Linked DNA regions of Mus musculus: region 2 is linked to region 1. A link is a loop called in an ENCODE intact Hi-C map of the cell type or tissue named here. Cell type or tissue: left cerebral cortex. All regions are shown on one strand.

Region 1 (8,000 bases):
CTGACTTCTCCTTCCCTTTTCTCCATTTACCGATCAGTCCCATGCATTAGGAATTAAATAACAGGATGTCACCCATGAAGGCTGATGTTAGATTGTCCCCGATACCTCCTTGCCCATAGACCTCTGCCACCAGCAGAGTGATTAGCACCTTGGTGCCATCGAGGATGGAACAGTACACTTGGGGTTGAAACATTGATCAGGGAATGCTTCAGGTTTTTAGGCTTGTTGCTGTGACAACACATCTGGCGATGTAATTTAAGGAAGGAGAGATTTATTTGGGTTCACGGTTTGAGGGTACAGTCCATCATTGTTGAGGGGGGCACGGCTGTAGAAGCTCGAGACAGTTGGTCAGAGCATCAGCATCAGGAAGCAGAGAGATATGAATCCTGCTTCTCTAGCCTCCTCCATCATGGTCCACATTTAAGGTGAGTAAAGGTGGGTCTTTTCTAATCGATTAACCTAGCTTAATTAGTCCCTCCAGGCCCACATGAAGAATTCTGACAGAAGTGACTCTGTCAGGTTGACAGCACTGATCATTAAAGGAAATTTCTGCAGGTGGGTGGAGCCTTGAGGGAAAGTGGTTGTCAGGTGGGCAGAAGGATACCTTGGGGCTCAGCTTCTGTCCTTTAGTGCAAGGCAACAGGGTCCTCTTTCCTAAGACTGGGATGTACCTGCATGGTAGCCTGGCTCCCATACCTATGGTCAGACAAGAAGAAAGATGAGAAAAACCTGACTTATTTGTGTAGCTCACCAGGGAGTTTCTGCCAGCAAATTGATGGGACTCCCCGCCACCCCAATACCTTTTTTTTCTAGTTCAAGAATTCACATCCTTAAAAAAGGGAACCATACATAATGAGATATTTCGTTACTGGTTTTTCCTTACCACTAATACTTCTCTGTAGTATTGCTTGTGTCAGTTGGATTTTTCTATGTTTATGTCACAGCCCTAGTTTATATGTAGAGTGGCTAAGAGACAGGTGGAGGAAGACAGACTGCTGAGATCGCTGGGGTTTGAATCCCACACTTCTGTCTGTCAAAAACGTGAGCAAGTGAACAAACCTCGTTTTCTCCCTCGGGGCATGGTAAACAGAAGCACCTCACAGGGCTATGCGAGCAACTATACACACATGACACAAATGATTTTGAAATAGTATTATTTAATCAACCTTATGTTTAGCTTATTTTCAGGTTTCCCCACTCACACAAATACACTGCAATTAAGTTGCTCACTGTATGTACCCTTAATTTCTTCCAAAGGAAACATTTGTGGGCATGGAGTAGAATCTTATCCTGAGTAAGTTGTACACGAAGAGCCTCCATATGTACAAAGCGCAGTGTATAGGAAGGAGCACAGTTCACTTTCTTAAGACATGGAAGGTGTGTGTGTGTGTGTGTGTGTGTGTGTGTGTGTGTCTTGGGGATGGGGGGGCATGTGCCCACGTCCAATACTGTGTGGCAGGCCTGGCACAGGGAAAAGACAACACTTGTAGCCAGGGTCAAAGCTCTCAGGGAGAGAAGCAGGTGGCTACCCCCCCCCAAACCTCCCCCCACAACCCTGCATCCCAATTCTAAATGGTCTTTGGTGGGTGGAGAATTTGTTACCTTGCAAAAGAACACCCAGGGCTGGCTTCCAAAGTTAGAAAGTGAGACATGGGCGTGCTTTGAAGACCAAATACTTAGGAAACACTTTTTTTTTTTTTTTTTGGAAAGAAAAGAACACACTAACAGCAGAAAAGAGGAGAGAAAAATGAAACGAAAGCAGCAGGGAGATAGTATTTGCCTACTTACAGGAAAGTTAGGCTGTCAATCAAACAAGGGACCCCAGCACGCCAAGGTTTGGTTCTCCATCCCAGACTATTTTGTGAAGTGTATTCTCTAGTCAGCTCTTGCAGCTCTACCCCCCCGCCCCCCGTGTCACCCTTGGCCACCCTGCTCAGCAGAGAGCAAGATAAATACAAGAAAATGAATTTGGTGTCAGGTTCTCCCTGACGAGGTCCCAGTTGGGTGTCCCTGGCCAGGGAGCACTTGTGTCAGTCTCTCCCATCTATAAAATAGAGACAATAATTCCTACCTTATGATGTAGCAGCGTGGAGCCAGTGAGGCAACGCCTGTAGAGTATTGCTCCATGGTTGGCACAGAGTTATGTGACAATATGAGCCATCACTCTTCTTGTGCCACAGGGTGCAATGGGACTGCAGACCAATTTTATTATTGGCTTATACAATCAGTCACACTTGCCCTTGAGATACAATCCAACAAGCTCCCCAAATGGGACTGTGTAATTTCTAATTTTCTTTCTCACACTGGAGGTTGCAAGTTGAGTAATCACAGACCAGGATGGCAAAGACACACCCCTTAGAGCAGCAACAAACAATTAGATCACCATTAAGTTTAATTTAGGGAAAATGAGGAGTTGGTAAGGTTTTGGGTCTCAAGCAGTGACCAGGGAGGCATCTTGAGATGATGCAGCGAATGGTACTTCTGGGGACATTCCTTCATTCCTTCATTCACTCACTCAGCATGAATGTATTAGGTACCCACTACCTACCAGATGTTGCTCCAAGAAACGCAGTGAGAAAACAGTACTAGGAGTCTTTGCTGGGGGTAGGCAGGTCGCAGTGTTTACTCAGGGTAAGACTAAGAACAGGGGAAAGAGGTTTGTGTGTGCAGGGTGTGAGTGCAGGCGAGGGGATCATTTCTGGAGGAACAGCGAGGAGGAACAGCAGTTGGAAAGTGTGTGATGGACGTCGTCCCTAGCTGTTCCTGCAGTCCTTGTAGGATACTGTCACTGTCACTAAAATGACAGAGGCCACTGGAGGGTCTGGGTTAGACGCACCCTTTGAAGTGGATTGTTCCAACCGAACGAACCCGAGGAGAGGAGGGTAAATAGAGAACCAGCTACTGCAGAGCGCCAGAGGTAGAACTTTGGCTCAGCCATGGAAGGTGGCAGCAGAGAAAGCCAGGGAAGGTTACACTGCCTTGTTCTGTCTGAGGTGAATTCCGAGATATACTGATGTGAAGCGGTGGAGGAGATCAAGTCAAGGTGTCTCCAGGGTTCTTCAGCTGAGTTGGGGGAAGGCTGTGTGAGAAGCAGGCCTGGACATATAAGGTTTGATTCTCAAGTGGAGAGGGCAGGTTGGCTGGCCTATGGGTGAGAAGGAAGGTCTAAACTGGAGATTTGCAGCTGACACTTAGCCGTGCTTAAAGCCACGTAGATGATAGGGTCTTTTAGGGAACCTGGAGACAGGGCGTGAAGTCTTCTAAGGGTTGATATTTAGATCTGGTTTCCCAGTGGTAGGCCCTTCTAGAATGGGCTCACCAGCCCCATCTAGAGGGTCGTGCGTGCAGGAGGTGCCATACATATTACTGTGACAGCGAGAGTCAGGGAGAAGTGTTTCATAGCTCCCCGCCAGGGTGGCAGAATTAAGAGAAGTAGGTAAGGAGACACTGGCAGAACACGTGCTCGCCTGACCCCAAGGAGAGAGCAAACCTGGCTGTGTTAATGTTCTCAGACATCTGGGCACCACTGCTGCCTTGCCCACAAGGCTCCGCCTCTTGGGCTCTCTCTCTCCCCGCCCATCTGCCCATCCTTGCCTGTGTGTGTCACTTCTACAACCGCTCTGATTGTAATCGATCAACAGAATCACGGCTCATTTTGCTGTTTCGTCCGGTCGATGTGAAAGGGGCCGGGAGTTGGGCACATTGTAGTTCGTGTTGCCGGGATTCCCCTCCCAGGCCTTGCTAGCGTGGCGCCCCCCCCCACCCCCCCAGGGACGCGCGGTGGCCGCGGGGCCTCGGGAGGGTGGAGGTCTTGCAGCCGGGCTCTCGGAGGTGTGTCCGCTCCTGGGCTCGTTCCCCGCCGTCGCGAAGCCAGGGGGTTCTCGCGTGGCGGCGCCGCTCCACTCGGGCTCCGGTCCCCGCCGCGCGCCGCCGCCACATCTGGAAGCGTTCAGCTCGTCTGCTCCGGCGCGCCGGGCGGGCGGGCGGGCGGGCGGGCGCGGGCAGGGGCGGGCGCGGGCGCGGCGGGGCTGGAGGGAGGAGGGAGGCCGCGCCGCGCTCTCGCGCCCGGTGTCTCCCTCTCGCTGCCTCTGCAGAAACAGCTCCCTGCCAGAACGGCGCTCGGCGCGGCGCGGCCCGGAGCGGCGGCGGCAGTGGCGGCGGCGGCGGCGACGCTTCCCGCGGGCTCGCCCTCAGGTGTTCGCGGCTGCCGTCGCCGAAGATCGCGGGTCGGGGCCTCGCGGCGATCGCCCTGGGCGGGCCGGAGACGCCTCGGGCCCCCTGGCGGCTCGGGGTCCACCCGGCGCCGCGGGCCCGCCGCTTTCCCTCGCCTCGCCTTTGCGCCTCTTCTCGCTCTGCCTCTCCATTTATTATTCTTATCATTTTTATTTTCAAATGGTGTAGCCGCCAGAGGTGCGGTGCTAAATTCTTGGAAGGGGCCCGGATGTACTGAGGATGCATTACAATCTCACGAAAGGAGGCGGTAGTGGAAAGCAGCAGTTTTTGGTGTTTGGTGCAATAATGGGGATCAGGTAATCACCCGAAGGGAGCAAGAACCACTGCGGATCCACGGGTTCCTGGATTTGCGCGAGAGCCGCCGGCCTCGGAGGAGGGATCCATCCCGAGCCGCTCGCGGCTGTTGCTGCATTTCTTCCTCTTTGTGGCTTCTCCTTTCCAAGCAGTTTTTGGCCAATGGTCAATGAAAACACGAGGATGTACGTTCCAGAGGAAAACCACCAAGGTAAGCGGGACCCCAGCGCCTCGCCGGGCTCGCCCGCGCTGCCCACGGCGGGTCCCGGTGGAGCGGCCCTCGCCGCGTGCCTCGCGAGGGGCGCCAACCCCGCGCGCGGGAGCCCGCGGGAGCCGGCCGAGCCGCCGTGCGAGCCGGAGCGGAAAATTCCCGCCCCTCCCCCTCCGCGGCCGGGCTTCTTCGGAGCATGTGGTTCCCATGAAATCCCGAGCGAGGGGGAAAGTTCCCCAAGTGTCGGCGCTGCCTGCATTTCTCGCCTTTGCCTCGAAAGCCGGCCGGCCAGTCTGGCCACGGCGAGCCGAGGAGCCGCTGCTTCGGGGTCCCTTGCTTTGCTGGGGCGCGGCAGGGAACGCGCGCTCTCGCGCGCACCCCTACGGAGACCAGCCCCGCGCCGGTGGCCCCCCAGGCTGCCCCACGTCCACTCTTCCCGACGCCACTTCCTCGGGCAGTGCGCTCCGGGTCGCGGGTGGGGGTGGGGGCGGGGGCTGCAGCTGTGCGTCTCAGCGCGCCTCCTCTCTCCAGGCTCTCAGGCTCTTCGGCTTCTCAACACCGCCCACCTCTCCACTGCCATTGACCCCGAGCGAGCCCACGCCGGGTGCCGGGTGTGTTACTGTTAGCACCCCAGTGTGGACTCGCACCTGAGGATGGAAAGCGGTTAGAAGCCTCAGTGATGTGTGGGCTTTGCTTTTCCATGTTTTCAGGGAATCATGAAAGGGTGTGACTAGCTCTGAGGCTCCATACTTAGTGTTCTCTAAGCATCTCCATCCTGGGCATCAAGTGTCATCAGCTCCCCTCTAATGGTGAATGGCTTTCGGGTAGCTCCCCACTTCTTGGAAACTTTCTCCCTCTCCTCCCCAGTCCCCATCGACAAGTTATTATTTTTGACATTGCTTAGTGGTTAAGGTGATCAAGCTGAAGTGTCTTGCAGTCCCAAGATGCCCTTTCTACGGGCTCTCTGCCCCGTTGCTTGACTGTTCCCTTTCTCTTTCGCCTTCAGCAGCTACCGTTGCTCTTCCACATTGTGTCTTTCCTTGCCTTGCCAGGGTACTTCTTAGTGACTCTCCAGAGCCTTGCCTTGTGGAAGTAATCTCCAGGCCTGATACTGGTACCCAGCCCCTTCTTCCTTTTACCCTTTTGTCACCATTTGGGGAAAGGGCTATTGCCTTTGCAGATTAAGGCTGCCGGGGAGCTGGCTTTACAGCTGGTCTTCTTTCATCTGGAAGCAGCTGGCTTTCTGCTTTCTGTCTTGGGTGGCAGCATTGGGATTTTGTCCTCCTTAAGAAGAAAGACTTGTCCAGGGTCATGGGTACTAGGTCTTTTTATGCCATACGGGCAGCCTGGATTACCTGCCCTTATCCTGCCTCTGTCCTCAAATCCCTTTCCTAGCTGATGGAGTTATGGTTGGTTCAGGAGGAGGAGAGATGAGACATAGAGGAAAGGGTGATATTTTTGTAGAGTGGGGGTGGGCTAGCTTTTTCAGGTTCTGCCCATGCCCTCAGTCTAAGCAAGTTGGCAGAGGAGAACCCAGCAGTATTGTCCCATCTGTCACTACCCAGGGCAAGACATCTTTGTAAAACAGGTATGCCCATAGTTGGCATGGTCTCCTAGTAGTGTAGGGTAAAGCCCTTCTTAGCTTACTTTCTTACTCTGCTTCTTTTCTCTTGCTACTTTGCTTCTCGATGGCATCCCTAAGCCCCTTGCAGGGAGCAGGCATTCAATGCAGGAGCAATAGCCCTACAGGTTCTGGAGAACGATGTAGGGGGAAGAGGAGGCAGCGGTGGCCAGGAACTCTATACCTTTCCAGCAGAGAGCCAGCAGACACTCTAGAACCTGGATGGTCCTCTCCCTCAGAGCTGCAGTGGTTACATAATTCACAGGAGCACTTTCGCCTCCATCCCTAGATGCGGTTCTTAGGTAAAAGAGCGCCAGGGTCCTTGTCCCCCTCTGCCTCCCACCTTCTTGCTCTTGATTGGCTAGGCTTCTTTTGAGGGAGGGTTGGGGAAGGTGGCAGAGGTGGGAAGGACAGACCTGGAGGAGTGTGAATATTTACAAGAAGTGGCTGGCTTAGTAACTCCGTGGCGGAGGAAACATAGTTGGGGGCTAGAGTTTCAGAAGGCAGGTCTTTGAGAAGAGGAGCCAAGGGATGACCTCAGAACAGCAACAGTGACCAATCAGAGTGGAGAACCAAATAAGTTGCCAGGTGGCTGTTTTCTTCTCTCCTGACTGGCTTGCAAGAACCGAATGCACCTCCTTCTCACCGATTTTCAGTGGTGTATGTGCACCTGTGAGCTGAGGGGCGGACTGTGGAAATCCGAGGCCAGCACCGTGAGACAGCCTAGAAGCTGAGGGAAGGAAGGGCTCTGTTCTCAGGCTTCAGGCTGGAGGTTATATTCGTGCAAGCTGTGCCTCACTTCTGTTACCCTCTCTGGTCCTATTCCAGCCTTCTACTTTTCTGGGTTGATTATCCAGTATAGGCTCCAGCTAGCAAGTGAAATTTCTTAATAGTCAACCATTTAACACAAAAACCCCAGAATGTCCCCTAACTGCCAGAGACAAGGCAGAGGGGAGGGGAAAACACAGTGTGCTTTTTCTTTAAACTATTCAGCCATAGGGGGGGGGGATGGCAATTATCATTTAAAATATGGTAATAATACAATGATCACAGCTAACTCTTTTCAAAGGGTCCGAGAGCCGCCCCTCAGCCTGTGCAGCTTATGAGAAGGCTTCTTGACATCGGCTTCTCCATCTCTGCAAGTTGCAGGGAGGAAGCTGGAGAAAGGAGGCTTTTTTTTTTCATACCAAATGCTGTTCCTGGGAATGGCTGGGTGCTTTTCCACCAACACACTGTAAGGGAATCACTGGTTATTTTCTTCCATAGAACACATGTAATGATGATTAATCCATAGAACACATGTAATGATGATTAAACGTGTGCACACCCAGAGAATTAGGGGAGCCTCTGGAAGCAGATCACATAGGACTTAATACACCTCACCCCGGGTGTTATGCAAAGGAATGTTGACTATACACTCTCCTAAAATGGTGTGTGTGTGTGTGTGTGTGTGTGTATGTGTATTAATCTCCTATTAAGTAGAGACTCATTCTGTTACAGTATATGCCACAAGAACAACAGTGCTTTGTCAACACAGTGGTAAGCCAGTACCCCTGCCCCAGCTATCTTTTAGAGTCTTGGAAAAGATTTAGTATTTGTTTAATCACCTCTTCTACTCCAAACTGCTTTTGGTGGGCTTGT
Region 2 (8,000 bases), 67 kb before region 1:
TACTCTGATTACTACCCAGACAAGCACTGTGCTAGAGCCTTCAAGTGTACAAGCACCTCTCTCTTTGGCATGAACAACTGCAGAGTCATTTTGGCCAAAGACGTGAAACAACACTACACACAACTATTACCAAGTTAGGACTCGAGAACAGCCAGGGAAAACCTGGGGGAGGTGAAGTTTCGAGGAGAGTTTGAGTTCTCTGGCTTTCCTTCCATTTCTCCAGGACAGGAGGAACTTGGGGCTCCCCAGGCTCCTGCTCATCAACATTATTACCACAATGCAGCTCTTTGCTTAACTAGTAATGAGATTATTCTAATTCAGAATTTAATGTGTGCTTTTGGAATTTACATAATTTAACTTCACCATTCTATTATCCTACTTAAGTCTCTAATATTTCATAGTTTTCGTTACCCAGATCATTTAAAACTAAACTCTATAATTCTGATGCAAGATATACTCTTTAAGAGAAAGGTATAATATTAGAGTAACATTTTTTAAAGGCACAGATTTGAAAGCATGATCTTCTCAAGTAATCTACACGATTACAACTGTCTTCTCTGTGACTTAGTACAGGGGTTTTTGAAGAGTGGTGTCCAGATGAGAAGCAGCAGGGTCACCTGGGAGCCTGTTAAGAGACCACAGCCTTAGGCCTCTGAGCCGAATTGACATAACCGGCAAGAGCTTAGGCAATACATAACACCTTAAAAGGGAATTGCAAAAGCCAAGTACTTGGCACTATGAGTTACACTGATGGGAAACTAAGGCAGGCAAGACACTTCTGTGCATGCACAGCGGGCCCCATGGCTACAAGACCAAAAGCAGTTTCCTGCTCTGCAGTATTTGACCCGGGCCTGTTCTCATGGAAATGCAACTCAGACCTTTCATAGTGTCAGCACACATAGGCTGATTGATTCTGACTGGTATTTCCCCCTTGCAACAAAAATTCTCTTTACTTTAAAAACAAAAATTTTAATGACTTTAGTTTAGAATAATCCAAAATCAGAATTTTAACTATAACTCACAAAAACAATTCTTAAACTTGAGTCTTATTTGGAGTTACGCATGGGATGGAATTATGGCTCAGTAATTACAATATGGGCCTGGAGTGAGGCTCCTGCCAGATCACACTGGGATAATTCATTTACTGTTGTCTCATCTTCTCCATTAAAAGGGTAACTGGCTTACACAACTCAAATCTTTTAATAATTAGAAAAAAAAGCCGTATTTTAAGAGCTCTTGCTTGGCTAACAGCAGCTCTGGAAATGTATTTTGTTGCTAGATCTGCACCTCAGACTGACTTTCAAAGGCAGCCAAATTTCTTTTCTTTTTTTGTCCTTTCAGTACAAATTAGTGGATTTAAGGTATAGCAATTAGTCTCCTCAGATCCTTTAAGTAAGGCAGACTTAAATTTGTTAAGTTCAGCTCTGGAGTGTTCTGAAAATAAAGGTAACACACACACACATACACACACACATATATACACACAGAATTGTTTGCTATTCAAAATAATGAAGCGCATAAATAATGCTGTTTCATAAATTATGGGAAGTAAATACATTGACACATCTGGGACAACTGAAATCAATCTCAACTTTACTGAATATTCTAAGTTAAAATAATCAAAAGTGGGCCCACTTCATCTTTCTGAAGCCGTCTCTCTCCGTCATGTATGCAGCAGCAAAGCCATCATACTGTAACTGATTCACAGAAAATTCAGGATTGTGACCTGAAAATAAGGGGCACTTGTGGTTCTAAGACACGCCTCCAGCTTCGCATTGTGCATATTTTAGACTAACTATATAATGCCTGCTCACTGCACGGCATTTGGCGACACCTCTGCTTCTACTCTGCAGATGCCACCAACACCTTCATCCTCAAAGTTTCCTGATATTGCCAATCGTCACCGGGGTGTGTGTGTGTGTGGAGGGGGGTGCGGGGAATCAAATCCAGCTGAGAACAAATGGTCTGACCAGCTGTAGACTTCATCGACACATTGGGTATTTTGGGGAAGGATTCGTTCCTGGCAGAGAGGAGTAAATTTAGTTCTAAAATTCCTATTCTAGTCATGGCAGAACTATCTTAATCCTTTGTGTGAGTATACGTGTGTTCTGGGGATTAAACTAGGGCTGTGCACACACTGAGCACAGGCTCCACATGCTAATCACATGAGGCTCCACATGCTAATCACATGCTCTACCACTTCACTGATCCCCGGTCCCTTGACCCTCACTCTCTGTGCATTCCTCCTTCTTCCTCTCAACACCCGACGTCGACTTCCAATGTGATAAGGACTCCCTGCCTGTACCTCACCCGTCTTCGTGCCAATCCCTTCCCTTTCATTTTTAAGGATATTTTTATACTTATTAGGTTTACACTGGAAAGGCTTTCATCCGGAGACCTGAGTGATACAGCACGGGGAAACAGCAGTGATGACTTGATTGCCCCCAGAGACTGCTCTATTGTTGAACTAAGTCTCTCTCCTTTGCCAGGCAACCACAGCCTAGGAGATCAGGGCTTTGAAAAGAAATGACCTTTTACTGAGTGAATTATATCCTGTCTGAAGAAAACAAGTCGAGGAAGCAGGAAAACAAAACTCCTGTAAATAATGCAATGTGACACTGGCCTTCACTGGGCGTTTGGTCCACCTCTGTAGGGATTTAAAACGGTTTCTGCCACACAGGACTGTGAAGAGGCGTTAGGAAAACTGCTACCGAGGGGTGGGAATGGTGCACTGTACATTTCAACGGCTTCTGATCTTCTAGCCTGAGCCTCCTGCCGAGTCAACTTACCCCACTAACTCTTACTGGGTCCTACTCCATGTATACTAACTGAATTACCTCCATAATATTAGGTGTGGATTGGCAGGCAGAGGCCAGTCCAGGCAGAGGGCATGCAACTAATAGGTTGCAACCCCTTTGGCATACGTCTATCTCCAAACATAATTGCATTACAATAAGAAGAGTAGCAAAATTACAGTTAAGAAGTAGCAACGAAAATAATTTTATGTTAGGGGTCACCACAACAGGAGGAACTGTATTAAAGAGTCCCAGCATTTGGAAGGCTGAGAAACATTGACCTAGAGAAGTGAAGCACGTTTATGTACAGTATCTTCACATAAATAGAGAAACATTTCAGTGGGGAAACTCCCTTTACTTATATAGGCCCATAGTGTAATTTCCTCTGGTGTCCAAGAAAGACAGCCTCAATTAATCAAACTAGGGATATTCAGAACAATGGATCTCTGCAGATTTCCCCTTCAGGTTTGGCTCTTAGGAGAACAGACATGAATTCTTTGCCTCACTTCAGTTAAGAACTCGGACAAAACTATCGGAAAAGATTCCCGGCCCTGTTTCAGGGGTGTTGGGGATGAAGCAGGTGCCTGCCCCAAGCTCCACGTCCAAGAACTTTCTTCATTCTTTTGTGTGCATGGTTTTTGGGTCGTTCTTATTACAGCCTACTTAATCATAAATCTGCTCAAAAATGAAAGTTTTCTTTGCATAAATCTTGATGTTTGTTTCAGTCTTGGCGAACACACCGGGGGAAAAAAATTGAAAATTTGCAAGGTGTTTTCCATACACCCAATGAACCTTATTAAAAGCATTGGTTATATACTGATGAATATTTGGACAAAAGTCACAAAAGAGGAGGAAATGACACTTTTATATATTCAAAGGGATGGTTTATAAATGATAAGAACCAATGCCTAGGCCAGAACTAATTGGTCTCCCGTTGCAATTCCAGTCTAGTTGTGTGGAAAACTAAACTTCATCCAGTTACTGTAGGCTGGGACTCGGTCTTGTTGGAAATGGACTGAAATGGTTAGGTTACCAACCCTGGCCTCCTACATCCAAGTCTGGGGTGTCCCACCCATGTCCATTTCCTCTTTATTCTCCCACGCTTGCTCTTAGGTGGGTGCCTGCCCTGCATTTCGCACTCCGGCTGCTCCTCCTCCGCGAGGCTGGACTTATCTAAGTTTGGGGCTTCCGGGCTGCCCTCCGCTGCCGGAGAGCTTCTGTCTTCTGATCTCAAAGCCCGTGGCCCGCACTCAGCGGAGCCGGCCACACCTTCTGTGTCCCTCGTCCCCCACCTGCTGGTGGACCCGCGGGTCGCCCTCCACCAGGACCGGCCCCCGCCCGCCTAGCCGTGCCCAGCATCTCCCGCCCTGTCCGCGCCCCGCCTTCCGCACGGCCGCGGCGTCCGCACGCACCCACTCGTTGGCCCGATGGCCGAAAGTGTACAGAGCCACCTGGCTGGCCACGTCCACGATGCGACTGATGTAGGGGTCGTGGCGCCGCAGGGCTGCCAGGCTGATATCGTGTCCCTTCCCAGGCAGGCCACCTGCCGCCGCGGCCGCCATCTTCCCACCCACCCTCCTGCCCAGCCTTCAGGAAGCCCCCTCAATCGACCGCCGAGCGAGCGAGCGAGCGCGGCGGGGCGACCTTCCGGCATTTGGGGACCCGGGCTAGGCTTCGCTAATCGATGGCCGGGTCCTCTCGCGGAGGATCGTCGCCTTGGCAACAGGAAGCTCAGCCCTGCTCAAGGAAGCCCGTTTTATCTATTTCTTTCTTCAGGAGCCTCTGAGCTGTGCCCATTTCCTTCTTGAATACGGCCCACGCCTTTGCAGAGCTCTTCTTTGGCTCTTCGATGACCAATCAAACATAGTCACTCCAAAAAGAACTCTGAGAATTCTTAAATGGGGCTCCCCAATATCCGTGAGGGATTTCCTGAGTGCCTCAGAGGCCTGCAAGGTTATGATTGTCCATGACAATTCTGAGACTTGCATGATGTGTGCAAAAGGACGACTGCACCGGTAAAGAACCAAGGGAGGCCCCAAACTGCACCACTAGCCGGTGTATTCTTGCCGCTGTGCATTATTCTCTGGAAAACTTGTCTGAGCAGCTGAAGCCAGGCGTCCCTTGGTCAAAGTACTAAATTAAAAAAAAAAAAAACAATCTTTGGGTATATTTTTTAAATTAATGTGGGGGAAAAATTAGAAAGAATGGATAACGCAGAGCTGTTGCACGCCATATTTGCCTCTAGGCAAATATGTTCTGCACTTGAGATGGGCTGAATTTGTGGTTTTATTGTAGGTTTTGCTGGGGTTGGAGGGCTTGTTTCTCGAGACAGAGTCTATGGCAGGTTTCAGTCTTTGCTCCTCCTGCCTTGGGGTCTTAAGTGCTAGGACTACTGGGGTGTGCCACCACCCAGCCCAGGGGTTTAATTTTACTTCCACAGAGCATCAGTTTAACATGAAAGAAAGATGAACAAACTTATGGCTATTCAGATAGATTCTGGACAGGCTTTTTCAAAACTAAGATTTTCCTGTTTCTTTCAAGAAATCAAGGGGTAGGTATTGTTGCTAATGATAATTTTTTAGGTTAATTTTTAAAAAAATGGGCCATGAGCTTGACTGTCTCAATACTTAAGTCTCTTCAGATGAGACCTGTGGTGCTATCAATGAGTACACTTCTAAAAGATTATACTCTAATGGGAACTGTCAACATTTGAAAGATATAGCTCCCTTAGCCCGGTCATTCAATGATTTTCAGATAATAAAATGGTGTCACAAACTCACATACAGGTAGGAGATCCATTCAAGGCGAATGTGGATCAGTGGATTTCAGTGTCCCACAAAGTATGAAAGGGTGATAGGACTTCAAGAAACTGCACTTTGTCAAATTTTGATATATCATCAAAGGATATTTATAGTTACATGAACAGATCATTAAAGTGGCATCCCTTGTACCATTACATTGTCTTTGTGAGGCTAGGACTTGTTCATTTATGTGACTTATTAAGTCAGTTTACACTTGGGATGATGAGAATCTGGTAGTTGCTCAGTGCATAAAGCTGAGTGCCTCACGAGTTCTAACATGGCACTGAATACCTGGGTATCTGGGCAGCTGCTGGTCCTTACTCAACAGTGGAAGCCTGGAAACACTGGTTCTCATAACAGTATCAGCATCAAACCAAGCCTGTGGCAATAGGGAAGGCCAGCAAGCAAGAGGTAAAAAAAAATCTTCCTTCTGTCACACAATCTTTTTATCCGGGCTGCACTTAGAAGGCACTGTCCACACTTGGAGTAGATCTTTGCACATTAACCAATGAATCAAGGCCATCAGGACAATTTCTCAGGTGAGGTTCCCTGCTCATGTGATTGTAATTTGTGACAAGTTGACATTAAAACCAACCATCACAGATATTATTTGTTATAAATAAATACATAAACAGTTGGATAGCAGGGAACACACACACACACACACACACACTTTTTATTTAAAAATATTGACTCTGACTCTAAAGTTGATTTCATGATCCACTGAAGGAATGTGACTTGCCGTTTGAGAAACAGAACAAAACCATGTTGTCTATACTTGGTCCTAATGGCTTTCTATTCCCTTCAAGTGGCCCCACAAAGCTGACTACATAGTGTTGCAGGCTAGCCCACTCACTTACTGCTGGTTCCACTGAGTTCTGTGCTTCTGGTCACATGCTTCTAAAAGTCAGATTGTCATTCAAATTCCTTCCTCGCAGAGACAATGTCTACAACCTACTCATAAGGTCCCAACAGCAAAGCAAATTTTGATTCCATCAAAACTCACCTTGGGCAGCCAGTGAGTTTATTAATTTTACTGACAGAGAGCATGGGTGGTCTTGAAGCAGTAGCACTGCAAAGCCTTTACACAGCATTGGTGATGTCAGTGTGTCCTCAGTAACCGAGATAAATCCCTTTCTTCATCCCACGCCTATATGCTCCAGACCCTTCATGAGACCCTAAGGTCATATGGCATTAGGAAAAATTACATATAAATGGCTGGACACTATAGTTGAAGGTCCCTTGACATACCATGTCCCTCCTTCCTGGAGGAGATGTCCATGGGCCCAACTGTGATGAACTCTCAGAAGTAGGCACAGTGGCTGTTTTGCTTGGAGGATAGCACTGTTCAGAACATAAACATAGTTTAATTTGCATTAAGGGTAAAGTAGAATTTTCTGGCTAATCCTTGAGCCCTGCCTTAGTGGCATGAGTATGCAGATCCTGCTGTGTGCCTTCCTCATTTTCAGTGGGTCATTGCTTGCTTTCTCCTTAGTTTCCCCCCTTGTCCCCACAGGCCACTTTTCTCTTAATTTTTCAGGTCTGTCCATGTTGAAAGAGAGATGAATAAATCCCACTTTCCAAAGGACAGGCTATTTTGAGCCCACTGGAGAAGCCAGGCAAGGCAGGAGCCATTATGGTATCAGAAATACTCATAAACACACCCAGGCCTTATCACCCTAGTGACCAATTCAGCCCCAGTCACAGGGTGCTTATAGAGTGCACAGCATGAACTCTGTTCATGCCTTCTCCATGACTTTTTCAGCACCTTGCCTTTCCCAGGCCTGACCTCACATACAAGGAGTAAAAGAGCATCCTGCCACCTGCTTAGAGATTCACAGGTAAGTCTTAGTGAAGGATTTATCTACCGTCTTTGTCTGGTCTTAAGGAAGGAAATGCCCACCTCTGTTCAACCTTGCCTTGCTTGGCAGTTTTCACCCAAGTCCCTTGCACACTGTCATCTGTGTTCCTCGCCTTCTCCTTGAATGACATTTTCCCAGAGAGCTCACTCACTGCCTTTCTCTGTGGAGCTCTTTCTGCCTTTGAGACCTTCATGTACTCCATTGTCATTTTTCTTGTGGCACTTAACTTAGTAGGCCCCGAGTTAGAGCTATTAATGTATTTATATGACATATATAATTATAATTCTAAAAAGGATAAAAATAAGAATTATCATGATAAAAGGGGATTTTTACAGAGAGCCTAAAAACAGGTTTTGCATTCGCACAGACCTAGCTTAGAGTTTCTTTGCAAATAAGTACAGACTTCATACAATAACATTTTTATTTCATGTGTGTTTGGTTTTCATGCCCTTTGTTGTCTCTGGACCCCGTGGTCCAGTGCCTGTGGATTATGGAAATTTAGAAAATGCTAATTCTATTGAACAAAACCTGAACTGGTTGAC

The links. A loop is a pair of places that touch in the nucleus more often than their neighbours do. Peaks named below come from ENCODE experiments on the same cell type or tissue, not always from the same donor. Only the 100,000 strongest peaks of a DNase experiment are listed, where the experiment ranks them.
Region 2: a loop joins it to region 1, with 6 times the contacts of the local background. A loop is called at or near these places in 5 of 42 quality-filtered maps.

What each region holds. Positions count from the first base shown.
Region 1 is chr6:119,104,665-119,112,664 of GRCm38, reverse strand. It overlaps Cacna1c (calcium channel, voltage-dependent, L type, alpha 1C subunit), which reads left to right and starts at 4,170. Exons shown (of 47, transcript NM_001159534.2): 1 at 4,170-4,738. The coding sequence starts at 4,690. In left cerebral cortex, CTCF peaks have their summits at 3,332 and 4,337; DNase peaks (open chromatin) are centred at 5,451, 6,276, 6,704, 7,608 and 5 more places; H3K4me3 peaks cover 4,401 bases; H3K27ac peaks cover 3,641 bases.
Region 2 is chr6:119,171,650-119,179,649 of GRCm38, reverse strand. Dcp1b (decapping mRNA 1B) reads right to left here and starts at 4,397. Exons shown (of 9, transcript NM_001033379.3): 1 at 4,208-4,397. The coding sequence starts at 4,357. It also overlaps a transcript of Cacna1c not described here. In left cerebral cortex, a CTCF peak has its summit at 4,092; DNase peaks (open chromatin) are centred at 2,019, 4,149 and 4,466; H3K4me3 peaks cover 1,604 bases; H3K27ac peaks cover 1,297 bases.